Linked DNA regions of Homo sapiens: region 2 is linked to region 1. A link is an interaction called in ENCODE POLR2A ChIA-PET data of the cell type or tissue named here. Cell type or tissue: Panc1. All regions are shown on one strand. Each heading gives the region's core, and the rest is flanking DNA. Links, peaks and the distances in the headings are about the cores only.

The links. Peaks named below come from ENCODE experiments on the same cell type or tissue, not always from the same donor. Only the 100,000 strongest peaks of a DNase experiment are listed, where the experiment ranks them.
Region 2: POLR2A ChIA-PET joins it to region 1 with 7 read pairs; 6 of 35 experiments call an interaction of 5 or more read pairs at or near these places.

Annotation. Positions count from the first base shown.
Region 1 is chr1:155,524,573-155,528,523 of GRCh38, reverse strand. The region is part of intron 1 of ASH1L (ASH1 like histone lysine methyltransferase); the gene reads left to right. Among named protein-coding and RNA genes, the nearest start is that of ASH1L-AS1, 35 kb to the left of the region's middle. In Panc1, for the core only: no CTCF peak of the experiment used is centred there; no DNase peak of the experiment used is centred there.
Region 2 is chr1:155,415,488-155,420,737 of GRCh38, reverse strand. ASH1L (ASH1 like histone lysine methyltransferase) reads left to right here. Exons shown (of 28, transcript NM_018489.3): 6 at 4,815-4,994. LOC124904842 (small nucleolar RNA U13) reads left to right here and starts at 5,076; the gene lies at 5,076-5,180. It also overlaps the pseudogene RNU6-1297P. RefSeq lists an enhancer at 3,922-4,425. In Panc1, for the core only: no CTCF peak of the experiment used is centred there; no DNase peak of the experiment used is centred there; H3K27ac peaks cover 345 bases.

The sequences.
Region 1 (3,951 bases), core at 547-3,046:
CCCACCCTGCAGATTTTGGGACTGGCCAGCTTCCATAATCATGTGAGCAATTCCTTTAAATAAACCTCTTTCTTTAAAAAAAAAAAAAGCTATTGCAATAATCCATTCACATATTTATCATCACTTGGATCTAATAGCTGTCAGAGTAATGACAACTGGTTAGATTCTGCATACATTTTGAAGGTAAAGCTGACAAACTTAGCTGACCAAATGGACATGAGGGGTTTGAGAGAAAAAGCAATTAAGGATGGGTAGAGATTTTTGGCCTAAATATTTCTCTTTGGAATTACCATATTTTGAAATGAAACCTGTAGGAAGAATAGATTTGGGGCAGTGGGCAAAGATGAATTGATTTTAAACATGTTAAGTGCCTATCTATTACACAATCCAGTCAGTATGTCAAGTAAGCATTTAGATATGTGAATCTGAAGTTCCAGAAAGAGGTCTCAGCTAGTCTCTATCTGAAGATAGAAATTTGTGAATCATCAATGTTAGATGAAATTTAAAGCCGTAAGACTGGATCTGGTCATTTGGGAACTGAGTGTAGATAGAAAAAGGAAGAGGTCCGGGTACCCTGCGTCACTCCAGTATTTAAAGGTCATGGAGGAAGGAAAGAACCTGCAAAGGAGACAGAGGGTAGTAGCCAGTGAGGAAGAACAATCAAGAGAGGAGTCCCAGAGCTGGGCACGGTGACTCATGCCTGTCATCCCAGCTACTCGGGAGTCTGAGGTCGGAGGATTGCTTGAGGCCAGGACTTGAAGACTAGCCTGGGCAACCTAGTGAGACCCTGTCTCTAAAACAGTGAAAAAAAATTGGACATGGTGGCACATGCCTGTATTTCTAGCTACTTGGAATAGCTACTTGGGGTCTGAGGCAGGAGAATCACTTGAGCCCAGGATTTTGAGGCTGCAGTGAGCTATGATTGTGCCACTGCACTCTGGCCAGGGTGACAGAGAGAGACCTTGACTCAAAAAAAAAAAAAAAAAAAAAAAGGTATCCCGTAAGTCAAGTGAGGTAGCGAGGGAGCTGTTTAGCTGTGCCAAATTCTGTTGATAGGTCAGGTAAGATGAGAGGACTGAGAATTGATCATTCTTCTTAGCAATGTGGAGGTTGTTGGTGACCTTGACTAGCAGTTTCTATGGAGGGGTGGCAGTGAAAGTATAATCAGTATGTTCAAGAGAAAAAGCAAGGATTGGAGGTCAGGGAGAATAGACAATATAGAGAATTCTAACAATTTTGTTGTGAAGAGGAACAGAGAAATGGGAAGATGGTGGAGGATGTGGAGTCAAGAGGAATTTTTTTTTTTCTTTTTTTTTGAGACGGAGTCTCGCTCTGTCACCTAGGCTGGAGTGCAGTGGCACCATCTTGGCTCACTGCAACCTCTGCCTCCCGGGTTCAAGCAATTCTCCTGCCTCAGCCTCCTGAGTAGCTGGGATTACAGGCATGCGCCACCACACCTGGCTAATTTCTTATATTTTTGGTAGAGATGGGGTTTCACCACGTTGGCCAAGCTGGTCTTGAGTATCTGACCTCAAGTGAGGTCTGCCCGCCTTGGCCTCCCAACTGCTGGGATTACAGGCGTGAGCCATCTTGCTCGGCTAAGAGGAATTTTCTTCCATGAGAGATATTATAGTATGTTTTTGTTTTCAGGCTTATTGGCATTATTCAGAGGAAATATGAGAAATGGATGATGTGAGAGAGAAAGGAGATAGTTGCCTAAATGAAGAGGTTGAAAGGAGAGATCGTTTATATATTGTGATAGGAAGGCAGTCAGACTATAGGAACAGACACAGGTAGGAAGGTAGGTAGATATATGGTGGGCACTTGTGGCACTTTTCTGTTTGTTACTGCTTCCTATCTGACTACTGCTGTGATCAGATAGGAAGCAAAATTAGGGACAATGAAGAAAGGGGAGATGGGATGAAATAGTTTTTTAGGAGAGTGGTAGAGGGAATAGATTAGGGAAGTGTATTGGCAGCACCAAGGGCTTACTCGGAGTTAGTGGTCAGGAATATAAAATGAGATCATTGAGTGTTATTGTTTTTCTTAGACTAGCTGTGATGGTACAGAGACAGAAGATGTATAAAATATGATTTGGAAGTATGTTAGTGCTGAAATTAGGATATTTTAGTAAATTTACAGAAAACCACCTATGTGAAATATAAACATATTAAGAAAAAACTTGTGTATAGTTTTCTCATTGTAACACAAGATAAAGTTATGTAAAACAGGAAAAAAGACATTTGCTACATGCCAATCATTGTATTAGAAGTTACAGGAACCTTAAAATTCACTCATTCATTTATTCAGCTATTTATTGGGTACTAAAATTTGTGCTATTCATTGTTTCAGCTGCTGGGGTTACAGTGGTGAGCAAGCCAGAAGAGGTTCCTATCCTCATGAAGCTTATATTTTAATTATACAGTTGGCCTTCCCTATCTGTGATTCCGCACCTGTGGATTCAACCAACTGCGGATGAAAAATATTAGAAAAAATTAAAAATAACAATACAATAATAAAAAATTATACAAAATTTTAAAGTACAGTTTAATAACTATTTATATATCATTTACATTATGTTAGGTATTATAAGTAATCCAGAGATGATTTCAAGTATACAGGAGCATGTGTATAGGCTGTATGCAAATACCATACCATTTTATATAAGTGACTTGAGCATCGTCAGATTTTGGTATCTGAGGGGGTGGGATGGGAGGTGGGAGGACTTAATCTGTTGAGGGGTATAGCTGACAAATACAGAACAAGAAAAAAGTTAATTGCCCTAATTGTGATCTTATATGGATCATAAATATTCAGGGATGGATCAGGTCAGTGCAAGCTTAAATATAGGTCTGAGAACATAGGTCTAGAATCCATTACCCAAATGTTGGTGCCGTAAGTTTTTTTCTTTTTAAAAAAATTCCCTGCAAGTGTTACACGTTTTTCTTTTTTCTTATTTTTCTTCTTCTTCTTTTTTTTTTTTTGGCTTTTAGAAATGTAGATTGGGTGAACTGGCACAGTGGTGTTTGGGAGTAGTAGCATCCTTTACTAACTTAATCAAGCCCATTAATACTTCTGCATTGTAATTTATCATTATTCATGGAAATTAGGGTAATTAAGACTAAAATGGGTCCGTGTCAAGTTTTATCACTAGGTTTTGAAAAAACTTGGATTTCAGAGTTTTTTGGACTTCAGGATTGTGAGCCCATCATGGAGAAGATAGGACTTTGTACTTTTTATTTTTTGTTTTAGAGTTTATTTTTTTAATTTACTTTTTGAGATAGGGTCTCGCTCTGTTGCCCGGGCTGGAGTCCAGTGGCATGAACATGGCTCACTGCAGCCTCGATTTCCTAGGCTCCAGCCATCTTCTTGCCTCATCCTCCCGAGTAGCTGGGACTATAGGTGTGCACCACCATGCTGGGCTAATTTTTTATTTTTTGTAGAGAGAGGGTCTTGCTGTGTTTGCTAGACTGGTCTCAAACTCTTAAGCTCAAGTGATCTTCCTGCCTTAGCCTTCCAAAGTGCCAGTAATACAGGCGTGAGCCACCGTGCCCAGGCAGGATTTGAACTTTTAAAATTATTATTTATTTTTAAAAAAACATTTGGGTTATTTTAATTACTTTTTATACACAGCATTTTATTATTTATTTTTTCTCCCTTCCCTAATTATGTATTTGTTTTTTTGAGACAGGGTCTTGTTCTGTTGCCCAAGCTAGAGTGTAGTGGTACAATCACGGCTCAGTGTAACCTCAACTTCCTGGGCTCAAACCATCTTCCCACCTCGGCCTCTTGAGTGGCTGGGATTATAGGCACATGACACCACACACCTGGCTAATTTTTTATTTTTTATTTTTGTAGAGATGAGGTCTCACTGTGTTGTCCATACTGGCTTTGAACTCCTGGGCTAAAGCGATCCTCCCACTTTAGTCTCCCAAAGTGCTGGGATTGTAG
Region 2 (5,250 bases), core at 2,751-5,250, 110 kb after region 1:
GCTGAGGTTACAGGTGCCTGGCACCATGCCTGGCTAATTTTTATATTTTAGTAGAGATGGAGTTTCACCATGTTGGCCAGGCTGGTCTCAAACTCCTGACCTCAAGTGATCCACCTACTTCGGCCTCCCAAAGTGCTGGGATTACAGGCATGAGCCACCACACCTGGCCTTTTTTTTTTTAAATTCATTGTTTTGTTTATACTCTTATGTACTGCATGTATTTGTTAGATTTATATTTTGGTTTTCTTTTAAATTTGTACTTTATTATATTTATACATTTATAAAGAAATTATATTTCTGTATTATTTTGTTTGATTTATATCTAAGCATTTAATGCTTTTCTTGTTTTTTTGTTTTTGTTTTTTTTTTTTTTTGAGATGGAGTCTCATTCTGTTGCCCAGGCTGGAGTGTTTTTTTTTGAGATGGAGTCTCATTCTGTTGCCCAGCCAAGATGGAACCATTTTGGCTCAATTCAACCTCCACCTCCTGGGTTCAAGCGATTCTCCTGCCTCAGCTTCCTGAGAAGCTGGGACTACAGGTGTGTGCCACCACACCCAGCTAATTTTTGTATTTTGTATTTTAAGTAGAGACGGGGTTTCACCATGTTCACCAGGCTGGTCTCAAACTCCTGACCTTAGGTGGTCCGCCCGCCTCATCCTCCCACAGTGTTGGGATTATAGGAGTGAGTCACCCTGCCTGGCTACTATTCTACTGTTTAAGTAGCATTGTTTAATTTTGATTTCAGTTTTCTCATTGATAGAACATACAAATACAGTTGAATTTGACCTTGGATTCTGCAACATTGTTGTGTATTTCACTAATTGTAGTACTTTCTCTTTTGTAGAGTCTTTGGGTGTTTTTATATAGACAATCACACAATGTGTGAGTAGAGATAGTTTGTAATTCTTCCTTTTCAATATTGTTTTCTTTTTCTGGCCTTTTTGCACTGGCTAGGACCTCTGTTATGATACTGAACATATATGATGAAAGCATATGTTTGCCTTGTCCTTAATAATAGGGAAACTTTATGCAATTTAACCTGTACATATGAGGCAAATCAAATATCTGGGAAACTTCCTGCCTGGTCATTGCCAGTACATTTGCTTATGTTTATTTTATAGACAATTTCCAGAGTTTTTAGTTGTACTTAGTAAAATGAGAGGTAGATGTGCATCTGTTCGATTTTTGTGTGGAACAAGAATCACCTGTATTATTTTTTAAGTAAAATGCTTTGTTTAAAAATATGGAACACTTCACAAGTTTGCATATCATTCTTGCACCAGGGCCATGCTCATCTCTGTATTGTTCCAATTTTAGTATATGTGCTGCTGAATCAAGCACATCTTTTTTTTTTTTTAATGTTTTTGTTTTATTTTGATTTCTATTTTGATAAGCTTCCCCTTTGCCTCTCCTTTTAACACTGTTTGATGTCATTACATTGTCTTCTGGTTTGCACTGTTTTGGATATGAGATCTAAACTTTTTTATTATTATTATTTTTTTAAGAAATGGGTCTTGCTATGTTGCCCAGGCTGGTCTTGAACTCCTGGGCTCAAGCAATCCTCCTGCGTCAGCCACACAAAGTGCTGGGATTACAGGCATGAGCCACTGTGCTCGGCCCCTTTTTATAACGTGTGTTTTCTCTTTAGCTGCTGCTTTTTTGTTTAATTAATTAATTTATTTATTTATTTGCCCTCCCAGGCTGGAGTGCAGTGGTGCGATCTCAGCTCACTGCAAGCTCTCGGGTTCACACCATTCTCCTGCCTCAGCCTCCCGAGTAGCTGGGACTACAGGCACCCACCACCACGCCTGGCTAATTTCTTTTTTATTTTTAGTAGAGTCGGGGTTTCGCCGTGTTAGCCAGGATGGTCACAATCTCCTGACCTCGTGATCCACCCACCTCGGCCTCCCAAAGTGCTGGGATTACAGGCGTGAGCCACTGCGCCCAGCCTCTTTAGCTTCTTTTGTTTTCTTCATCAGTAGTTTTTAACAAGTTTATTACGATATACTGGACCTTGTTTTATTTATCCTGCCTATGGTTTGCTTACTTTCTTCTAACTCTGAGGTTATGCTTTTTATCATTTTGGGAAACTTTTTAGCCATAATTCTCAATTTTTTTCATTGTGAATTTTTTATTTTGTGAATGTTACATCATTGTATATCTGGTTTTTGTTGTTTTCCTTTACAAGTGTCCAATTGTTTTAGTAGTAAGTTTTCTCCTTTCCCGGGATTCTAAGATTCTGTTAGTATTATATTCTTTACATAATTTATTCTTTTCTTTAATCTCTATCAGTTTGTGTTGTTTCTATTGCTGTCTTCAAGTTCACTGATCTCCAGTGCCTTATTTGCTGTTAAGTACTCTCCAGTTTTTCATTTCAGATTTCGTATTTATCAATTCTCAATATTCCTTTTGTTGTTGTTGTTAAGTCTTCTCTTCCTCTCCTCATTATCTTTGTATTTTCTTCTAAATTCCTGATTTATGCTTGTAGAGTAGTATTTTAAAGTTATTTTCTTTTCTATCTTTGTGATTTCTATTTCTGTTGCTGTTTCTACTGAATGATTTTTTCCCCTGGGTCACATTTTCCTGCATTTTGGCATATGTAGGAATTTATTATTGGATGCAAGACATTGTGATGTCGCATTATTGTATGTCTGGTTTTTGTTGGTTTCCTTTACAAATATTCAATTTTATTTTGGTAGGCAGTTAAGTTACTTATGGATCAGTTTGGATTCTCATATTGTTTTTAAACTTAGCTAAGGCTAGTCTTTTTTTTTTTTTTGAGACGGAGTTTTGCTCTTGTCACCCAGGCTGGAGTGCAATGGCGCTATCTGGGCTCACCACAACCTCCGCCTCCCAGGTTCAAGCGATTCCCCTGCATCAGCCTCCCGAGTAGCTGGGACTACGGGCTTGCACCACCACACCCGCCTAATTTTGTATTTTTAGTAGAGACGGGGTTTCTCCATGTTGGTCAGGCTGGTCTTGAACTCCCGACCTCAGGTGATCCGCCTGTCTCAGCCTCCCAAAGTGCTGGGATTACAGGCGTGAGCCACTGCGCCCCACCAGTGAAGGCTAGTCTTCCTTTCAGGATAATTAAGCCCTCTAACAGTGGATAACATTACCCTCTGGGCTTGCTGTTTAATGTCCCCTATTGTTGAACAATGTCTTTCTACTTTGCCTAATGGAATGAGTATCTGCCATCATGTGTGAGTTGTGTGAATTGCTCAGGTTACAGTTTTCTGGTAGTTCCTTGTTCAGCCATATGGAATTTCACCCTTCACATGCACAACGTAGTGTTTAGCAGTATACTAAAAGAGACACCCATAGTTAGATTTCTAGAGTTATAATTCTCCATAGGTTTTTCCATTCTGATACTCATTTCCACAAATTCCAGCTATCTCAGTCCCTCTGTACTCTGATATATCCCTTTTCAGCTCATCAGTTTGGCCATTCTCTGCTTGGTTTCTACTTCTGCACCACAGTCATTCTTAGAAAGGCAAGGTGGAGGCTGGGCGTGATGGCTCACGCCTGTAATCCCAACCCTTTGGGAAGCTGAGGTGGGCAGATCACCTGAGATCAGGAGTTCAAGACCATCCTGGACAGCATGGTGAAACCCTGTCTGTACTAAAAATACAAAAAAAATAAGCTGGGTGTGGTGGCACATGCCTGGAATCCCAGCTACTCAGGAGGCTGAGGTAGGAGAATCTCTTGAACCCAGGAGGCGGAGGTTGCAGTGAGCCGAGATCACACCACTGCACTCCAGCCTGGGAGACAGAGCAAGTCTCCGTCTCAAAAAAGAAAAAAAAAAAAGAAAAGGAAAGAAAAGAAAAAGAAAGGAAGGAAGGAGGGAAGGTGGGTGGGAGGGAAGGAAGGAAAGGAAGAAAAGGAAGGAAAGGAAAGGCAAGGTGGGGCTGGGCACAGTGGCTCATGCCTGTAATCCCAGCACTTTGGGTGGGCGGATTACCTGATGTTAGGAGTTTGAGACCAGCCTGGCCAACATGGTGAAACTAAAAACCGTCTCTACTAAAAATACAAAAATTATCCAGATGTGGTTACAGGCGCCTGTAATCCCAGCTATTCAGGAGGCTGAGGCAGGAGAATCGCTTCAACCCAGGAAGCAGAAGTTGCAGTGAGATGAGATCATGCCACTGCACTCCAGCCTGGGCAACAGAGCGAGACTCCATCTCAATAAACAAAAAAAGATAAAAGAAAGGCAAGGTGGTTGTGTGACTCACCGCATTTTTTTCAGATTTCTCAGGGATAACAGTGCTGCATTAACTGTTGTCCAGTATCTGATAATAATTGTCTTTTAAAATTTTCTCATGCCGGGCACGGTGGCTCATGCCTATAATCCCAGCACTTGGGAGGCCAAGGCAGGTGGATTACTTGAGGTCAAGAGTTGAAGACCAGCCTAGCCAACATGGCAAAACCCGTCTCTACTAAAAATACAAAACTGGTGGCGTGCCCCTGTAATATCAGCTACTCGGGAGGCTGAGGCAGGAGAATTGCTTGAACCCAGAAAGCGGAGGTTGCCTTGAGCCAAGATTGTGCCCCTGCACTCCAGCCTGGGTGACAGAGAAAGATTCCGACTCAAAAAATAAAATAAAATAAAATTTTCTCTAAGTATCTAGTAGACTACCATATTTCTATTACTTCTTGTCAGGAGAAGTCTGGTACCAGTTATTTAAACATGGCCAGATAAGGAAGTCCCCATATCTCTTTTTTTAATTGCTATGGTTTTTTTTTTTTAAGTAGACAATTATTTGTAGGAAAACTTTTTTTTCATAATAAAATTATCTTTAAACTTCTCTTTCTAGCTTTAATGAAGCACCAGTTGAGATTCCCAGTCCTTCTGAAACCCCAGCTAAACCTTCTGAACCTGAAAGTACCTTGCAGCCTGTGCTTTCTCTCATCCCAAGGGAAAAGAAGCCCCCACGTCCCCCAAAGAAGAAGTATCAGAAAGCAGGGCTGTATTCTGACGTTTACAAAACTACAGAGTAAGTAGTAGTACCTATTAGCTAACATCCCTTTTTCTTCCACATTTGGAAAAATACTTTGACTATCAAAAAACAATATAGATTCTTTTGTGTTTCATAAGCGTGATGATTGTGTTTTTGCACTCATGTATGAGGTACGCCTCCCTCAAACTTTGTGTCAAGGTCAATACATTACCCTTTCTGATGTGGGGGGAAATCAGTACAAAAGTAATATGCACAAATACCAGTGTTCACTGTACTACTGTACTGTCTTATG